Linked DNA regions of Homo sapiens: region 1 is linked to region 2. Evidence: chromatin contacts called from ENCODE Hi-C or POLR2A ChIA-PET data. All regions are on one chromosome and are shown on one strand. Each heading gives the region's core, a stretch centred on a gene start or an enhancer-like site at or near the end of the contact. The rest is flanking DNA. Distances are from core to core; before and after follow the strand shown.

The links. A loop is a pair of places that touch in the nucleus more often than their neighbours do. ChIA-PET counts read pairs that join two places held with the same protein, here RNA polymerase II (POLR2A). Pooled maps may share reads with other maps.
Region 1: a loop to region 2 is called in a map of ascending aorta, with 2.4 times the contacts of the local background. The contact joins two enhancer-like sites. A Hi-C loop is called at or near these places in 7 of 168 maps with a recorded cell type or tissue (IMR-90, Right ventricle myocardium inferior, ascending aorta and 4 more) and 6 of 50 pooled maps. POLR2A ChIA-PET finds 5 or more read pairs at or near these places in 6 of 52 experiments (Caco-2, MCF 10A, PC-3 and 2 more).

The regions. Positions count from the first base shown.
Region 1 is chr11:78,312,520-78,315,586 of GRCh38, reverse strand. The region is part of intron 1 of GAB2 (GRB2 associated binding protein 2); the gene reads left to right. It overlaps LOC105369402 (a long non-coding RNA gene), which reads right to left. Exons shown (of 3, transcript XR_950343.4): 2 at 682-778. Among named protein-coding and RNA genes, the nearest start is that of GAB2, 100 kb to the left of the region's middle. Within about 2 kb of position 1,491, at least 10 of the 41 ENCODE cell types and tissues checked have a DNase peak (open chromatin) inside an H3K27ac peak, as active enhancers do; they include ascending aorta and tibial artery, where a contact is called at or near this core.
Region 2 is chr11:78,267,618-78,270,540 of GRCh38, reverse strand. The region is part of intron 2 of GAB2 (GRB2 associated binding protein 2); the gene reads left to right. Among named protein-coding and RNA genes, the nearest start is that of USP35, 80 kb to the right of the region's middle. Within about 2 kb of position 1,345, at least 11 of the 41 ENCODE cell types and tissues checked have a DNase peak (open chromatin) inside an H3K27ac peak, as active enhancers do; they include ascending aorta and tibial artery, where a contact is called at or near this core.

The DNA.
Region 1 (3,067 bases), core at 242-2,741, 45 kb before region 2:
TTTTTTCTATGTTTTCTTCTGAGAGGTTTATCATTTTCATTCTTATATTTAGGTCTTTGGTCCATTTTGAGTTAATTTTTGTATATGGTATAAGGGTCCAGCTGTTTTTTTACATGTGGATATCCAGTTTTCCCAGCACCATTTGCTGAAAAGTTCTGTTATTTCTTTTGTATTTGTGTGATAGTCCTAGGATGTGTTATAATTACCTTATAGATGAGAAAACAGAAGGTGAAATATTCCTGAGGATCCCCTAAAAGCAGGCTTCTTGCTATCCTTGGCAGTTCAAAGACATTAAAAAGGGGGGAAAGCCATTTTGAAATAATGCGAGAAGAAGAGGGGAATAGACTGAGAGGAAAAGCAAAACAAAATAAAATAAGATTGGGATAGACAGCCAGCCGTGAGCAGAACTTTGAAGTGTGTTTATAATTCACTCAGAGACCTCCTCCCCCCTGCCCTTTTACTCTCCTTCCTTCTCTTACTCTCTCAATTAGCTCCTTCAGTTTGCTGTCTCTTCTGAAACTCTTTGAAAGCTTTTCTACAGTCTGTGTCCAGCCTGTTTTCTGAGCTTTATCTGCTGTCTCCCTCGCTGCCACTGTGAAGCTGTAATGGAGTCATGTTAGTTCTCACTGCTCCCATAGCAAGCCCTGCCTTTACAGACCACGTTCATTTTATTCACTTTACCTTTAATGTGCCATGGTCTTTCTCCAAGGCCTCTTGACGGTGGTGGCACCTCTTCACCTCTGCGTCCCAGTAGCATTGTGGCACAGAGGTGGCTGTTCTGTAAATGTGTCAAAAAGATGACTAAACCGACAGTTTTTGTTCCTTTGCATAACCATTCCACATATGCAATATAGTCTTACCTTCCGGGATTTAAAGTAAGCATGTGACCTGGTCTCTGTCCACCAGTGATTGTAATCTAGCTGGGAGAAAGCAAGGTACTTCTATATACACTTGACACTTTAATATTCTGTATAACATGTTATACTTGTAACCTTCAGTGAATGACAGGGAAGACTTGTTTTATCTCCATTATATTAAGATACTAAAGCACAGCAAAGTTGGAGTTTGGCTGAAATCACATAACTAGCAGAAGATCAAGGTGGGACTTAAACCTAGGGGACTGACTTCAGGCAAGATGCTTAACCACTTAAAGCTACTCAGTTTGTTCATCTACAAAATGAGGATAATAGCGTCTACTTCCTAAGTGGTTGTATTAAAAATTACACCATGTGAGTGAAGAATTTTGGCATGTCATATGGGACGCAGTGCAAGCTGCTATTGTCTGTCTGTCTATATGGTGTTTTTTGTCACTGTTATAACACTTTCAGTGTATTACTTTGGAAAAGAGGCTTGCAAGTACCATCACAACGGTTTCTCCCTGGACTTTTGGAAATATTAATGGCCACTCCTGTTTTACATGCGAGCCCTATGTCAAGCACCTCATGTGATGCCTGCCTGACTCAGGGCTCAGTGAATGGTTCCTTTACTTCCCCTCCTGGCCTTGTGCTTTTATGGGTGAATTGCACAGGACTTGACACTCCCACATCCAGAGGCTAACTAGCTGAATAACCCAGCTAGAACTAGAACTTAGAATTCTGCCATGTTTTTCAGACTGTGTCTTCTTTTCCATTACTCTTTCTGTAGTCTTTCATGTGCTCTCTTCACATTTTTTTGGTAGGTGGATTTAAGTTGGTAGGATCACTGAGGCATAGTAGAAGCTAATCTGTACTGATACCTTATTTTCAATTTGTAGAGGCCCCAGGGCACTTGTGTGATAAATGGTGCTATGTAAATTAAAATGCAAGTAAGGGTCTCTTCAGTGTTTCTTAAATTAAGTTTATTATATGTGGTAATTTGCACCTAGAGGCTTTTGTTGTTATTTGTTGTAGTGACTATGGCAGTAATGAGCCTGCTCCCAGAAAAGCTTGGCACATGCCCCATAGACAGTTTATTTGCATTTGGCTGGACTCCATGGTGTACCCTGAACAAATGAATCAGCCTATTGGAGGGGTGGAGAAACTGAATCATAGGGAGGCTGTGGGTCTTGCACATGATCCCTGGTGATCCTGAGGTGGGGCAATACCAGAGTTCTATGTCCTGTTCCTAGCTGGATTATTCCTTAGCCTCAGGATTTGGGAGCATCAAGCACCTTGCAGTTCACCCTTAAAAGCACAAAGCCAGGAGGGGAAGTAAAGGAACCATTCATTGAACCCTGAGTCAGGCATCATATGAGGTGCTTGACATGTAAAACAGGAGTGGCCATTAATATTCTCAACAGTCTAGGATTCGGATTCAGTCTTTGCTTTATTGTGGTAGGTAACGCTGTTTATCTGGCAGCTGCATTGATCCAAACCATGTGAAGAACTGAAAAAAAAAGTGCTGGGAAAAAAAAAGCTTTAGAGTGATCCCAAAGAATACACTAAGGCTTATACACATCAGATTCTCGTGACAACCTTATGAACAGAGCAAGTGACACCTTCTTCATGAATCTTAGCCCAAGGAACTTGCCTGAGATGTGGTGATCACACAATAAATAGCAGACCAAGGACTGATAGATCACCACCCAGAGATTCTCTAAGAATTAACATGAAACAGTATATCATGTTTTATATTACACACACACACAAACACATATTTTTTAGTTCCCGTTTCTGCCACCCTTGATGGGAGTTGAGGACACTAGATCTGAGAAGTTTCAGTACTTTTCTGAGACACGTGGGGCAGGTCTTGGTGAGCAAAAAGAGCCCAGAGGACAGAGTCATAAGTCCTTGCTTTGTCGATTTATAACTTTATATCTACAATTAAGTTACTTAACCACTTCACCCTCCCAGTTTCTTCATCTTTAAAATTGGATAATAGGCCAGGCGCAGTGGCTCACGCCTGTAATTCCAGCACTTTGGGAGGCTGAGGCAGTTGGATCGCCTGAGGTCAGGAGTTCATGACCAGTCTGGCCAACATGGTGAAACCCTGTCTCTACTAAAACTACAAAAAAAATTAGCGGGGCATGGTGGTGGGCACCTGTAATCCCAGCTACTCGGGAGGCTGAGGCAGGGGAATTGCTTGAAAC
Region 2 (2,923 bases), core at 96-2,595:
AGAAAGCAGAGTGGAAGGGCCCAGAATCCAAGGCTTTTGACTACCGTCTATGGCTGTGTCCTCTGACTCCTCACTTTTCCCAACCCATTGTCACAGAGCTGTTTACCATGGCTGCTTCTAAGTCACAAAACGGACAGCAAGAAGGAAGAGGAGGAGCAAGAGGTTTATAAATCACTGAGAACTGACTATTCTTTTTTTTTTTTTTTTAAGACGGAGTCTCGCTCTGTTGCCCAGGCTGGAGTGCAGTGGCGCGATCTCAGCTCACTGCAACCTCCACCCTCCACCTCCCGGGTTCAGGCGATTCTCCTGCCTCGGCCTCCTGAGTAGCTGGGATTACAGGCGCACACTACCATGCCCGGCTAATTTTTGTATTTTTAGTAGAAACGGGGTTTCACCATGTTGGCCAGGATGATATTGATCTCCTGATCTCGTGATCCACCCGCCTTGGCCTTCCAAAGTGCTCAGTGCTATCTGTACATCGATATTAACCTCTGATGGCTAAACTAGCAAGATAACATGATCCTTCTTAGAGGAACCTACAAGCTACTGTGAGTTACAGCTCAGGCAATTTAGCTCACCAGAGCCCCATTTTGTAACTCTTGGAGATTTTGAAATAAGGCCAAAGCCTCCACTGTATCTTCTCTACTATTTTAGTTTTTTACCTTCTCGAACTCCTTGGCAGGAATTTCACAGTAGTCACATGTCTAATCTTATGGAATAAAGAATTCCCAAAGTTCTGACCAACTCTTCTTTATATCTTCCCCACCTTTTCTCTACTAAAATTTTAGTGAGACTGTCCCCTTTAAATATTTTGTAAATACTTAAACTTCTAGTAATCCTTAAGTTTCCCGAGTAAGTCAACACTCAAATTATTTTAAGTCCTGGGTCCCACCTGGGGTCAAACGATACCCATAGGAATGCTTTTGGGGAAGTCTTCAGCATCCAGTGAGGAATGTTAGTGGGGTCTTCAAATAGCTCTTTCTAGAGAGAATGACTGGTGCCTTAAAAGTCAGGACCTCTTATTCAAGCTGGATTTCTTACAGCAGGGAGAACTGTGGTAGAGCCAAGTAGTCCATTCAGATTCATTCTGATGACCTTGGTCCTTCCCCCACCATGAAAAGAGAGACAGAGAGCCAGGGAGAAGCCTTGCTCAGAGACCTTACTCTTTCTGTCTTCTCATCCCTGGGAGGGCCTTTTCCTCCCTCATTCCCTCCCTGACCTTTTGGGTTTTGTTTTATTAACTGAAATCAGACCAACTCCTCTGGGGAACCCTTGTTGGAAGCCAAAAGCAAATGTGGGCGGTAATATGCATCTTCTCCCCAGGCTGAGACTCCTCTCTCAAGGAAGAAAGAACAGAGTGGAGACTGACCCAGGCTCCAGCCCAGAGGCGGAGGCTGCTGTCTGAATCACCCACCCTTTTTTTCCACTGAGACAATGAGGAAAATAAATATCCAGACCAGTTTCCAGCCAGATCTGAAATTCTAATTCCTTTAAAAAAAAAAGAAAGAAAAAAAGGTTATTTTAAATAACCCTGAAATATCAGGCCTTCCTCCTCCATCTCTTGCTTGTCATTTTTCATTTACAGCTGGTTCTAGTCATCCACAGAACAGGCCGTGAGTTCAGACATGAGCTCCATAAAATCCTCGCAAATGTTTCTGTGTTGTCCTAGAACAAACTCCAACCTTGACCAACTTCAGGGAATTCCAAATCCTCTGAAGGAGGAAAAGGAGACAGGGAGAAACCTGACCCTATTCTCTTCGTTCTAAGTCTTCATCCTTATTTCTGCCTTTTTTTTTTTTTTTTTTAAATACCAGACACTCCCCCTCACCACCCCAGCCAGCCAGCATAGATAGTCTAGTGTTACCTGCCAAAACCCAAAGACTGTTAGACTTGGGAGCATCTCGTCCCAACTCCACAGCGCCAGAAGCTTTGAATGGCTCCCAAACATCTCATAAGATCCCCCCTACTTTTTTGGTTGAGTGCTTCTGCTTATCCCTATTAAAAGAGGATAATAAATGATTGTTGAATTGGTCCCTGACTGGATTCCAAAGCCCAGTCTAACTCTAATATTGGGCTAGAGGTAGAATTAGAACTTTGTATTTAGTGGTAAGGTCACCTTGGACCTCTGAAGATCTTGATTACGATTAAACATCCGGTTATGTGTAGCGCTACGTAGGATTCAGAACTCTACAAAATCAGTAGATACAGTCTTCTCTCTCTAGGATCTGTGCTGGGAAACAGAGTTCTGGTTTTAAATTTCAGCTTTGTTACGATTTATCTCAGTTTCTTCAACAGTAAACTAGGAGTGATTTCCAAACCTTTTTTAAAGCATTGCTTTTTAACCAAATCTCACATGAAACAGAATAATTTATGAAACAATTGAGAGGGAGCCACTTTGAGTATAGCAGAGGAGAGGGTCAAGTGATACAAGCTGCACTCAACTGCCCACCCTTCCTTCTCCCCACTGGTTGCTTGGGAAGGCTGGCACACAATGTGAGGATACTGGTCCGCAGCAGATGTTTCAAAACAGGGACCTGCAGGGCTGCGCTACAGAAATTTTTATCAGTCCATAAAAATATGAAAACATGAGGAAGATACAATCCATGTTCATAAAACTAAATGTAATCAGATTTTAAGACTTCCCTTTATTCAGAGACTCTTTTTTTTTTTTTTTTTTTTTTTTGAGACGGAGTCTCGCTCTATCACCCAGGCTGGAGTGCAGTGGTGCGATGTTGGCTCACTGCAAACTCTGCCTCCCAGGTTCATGCCATTCTTCTGCCTCAGCCTCCCGAGTAGCTGGGACTACAGGTGCCTGCCACTGCACCCGGCTAATTTTTTGTATTTTTAGTAGCGACGGGGTTTCACCATGTTAGCCAGGATGGTCTCGATCTCCTGACCTCGTCATCTACCCGCCTCGACCTCC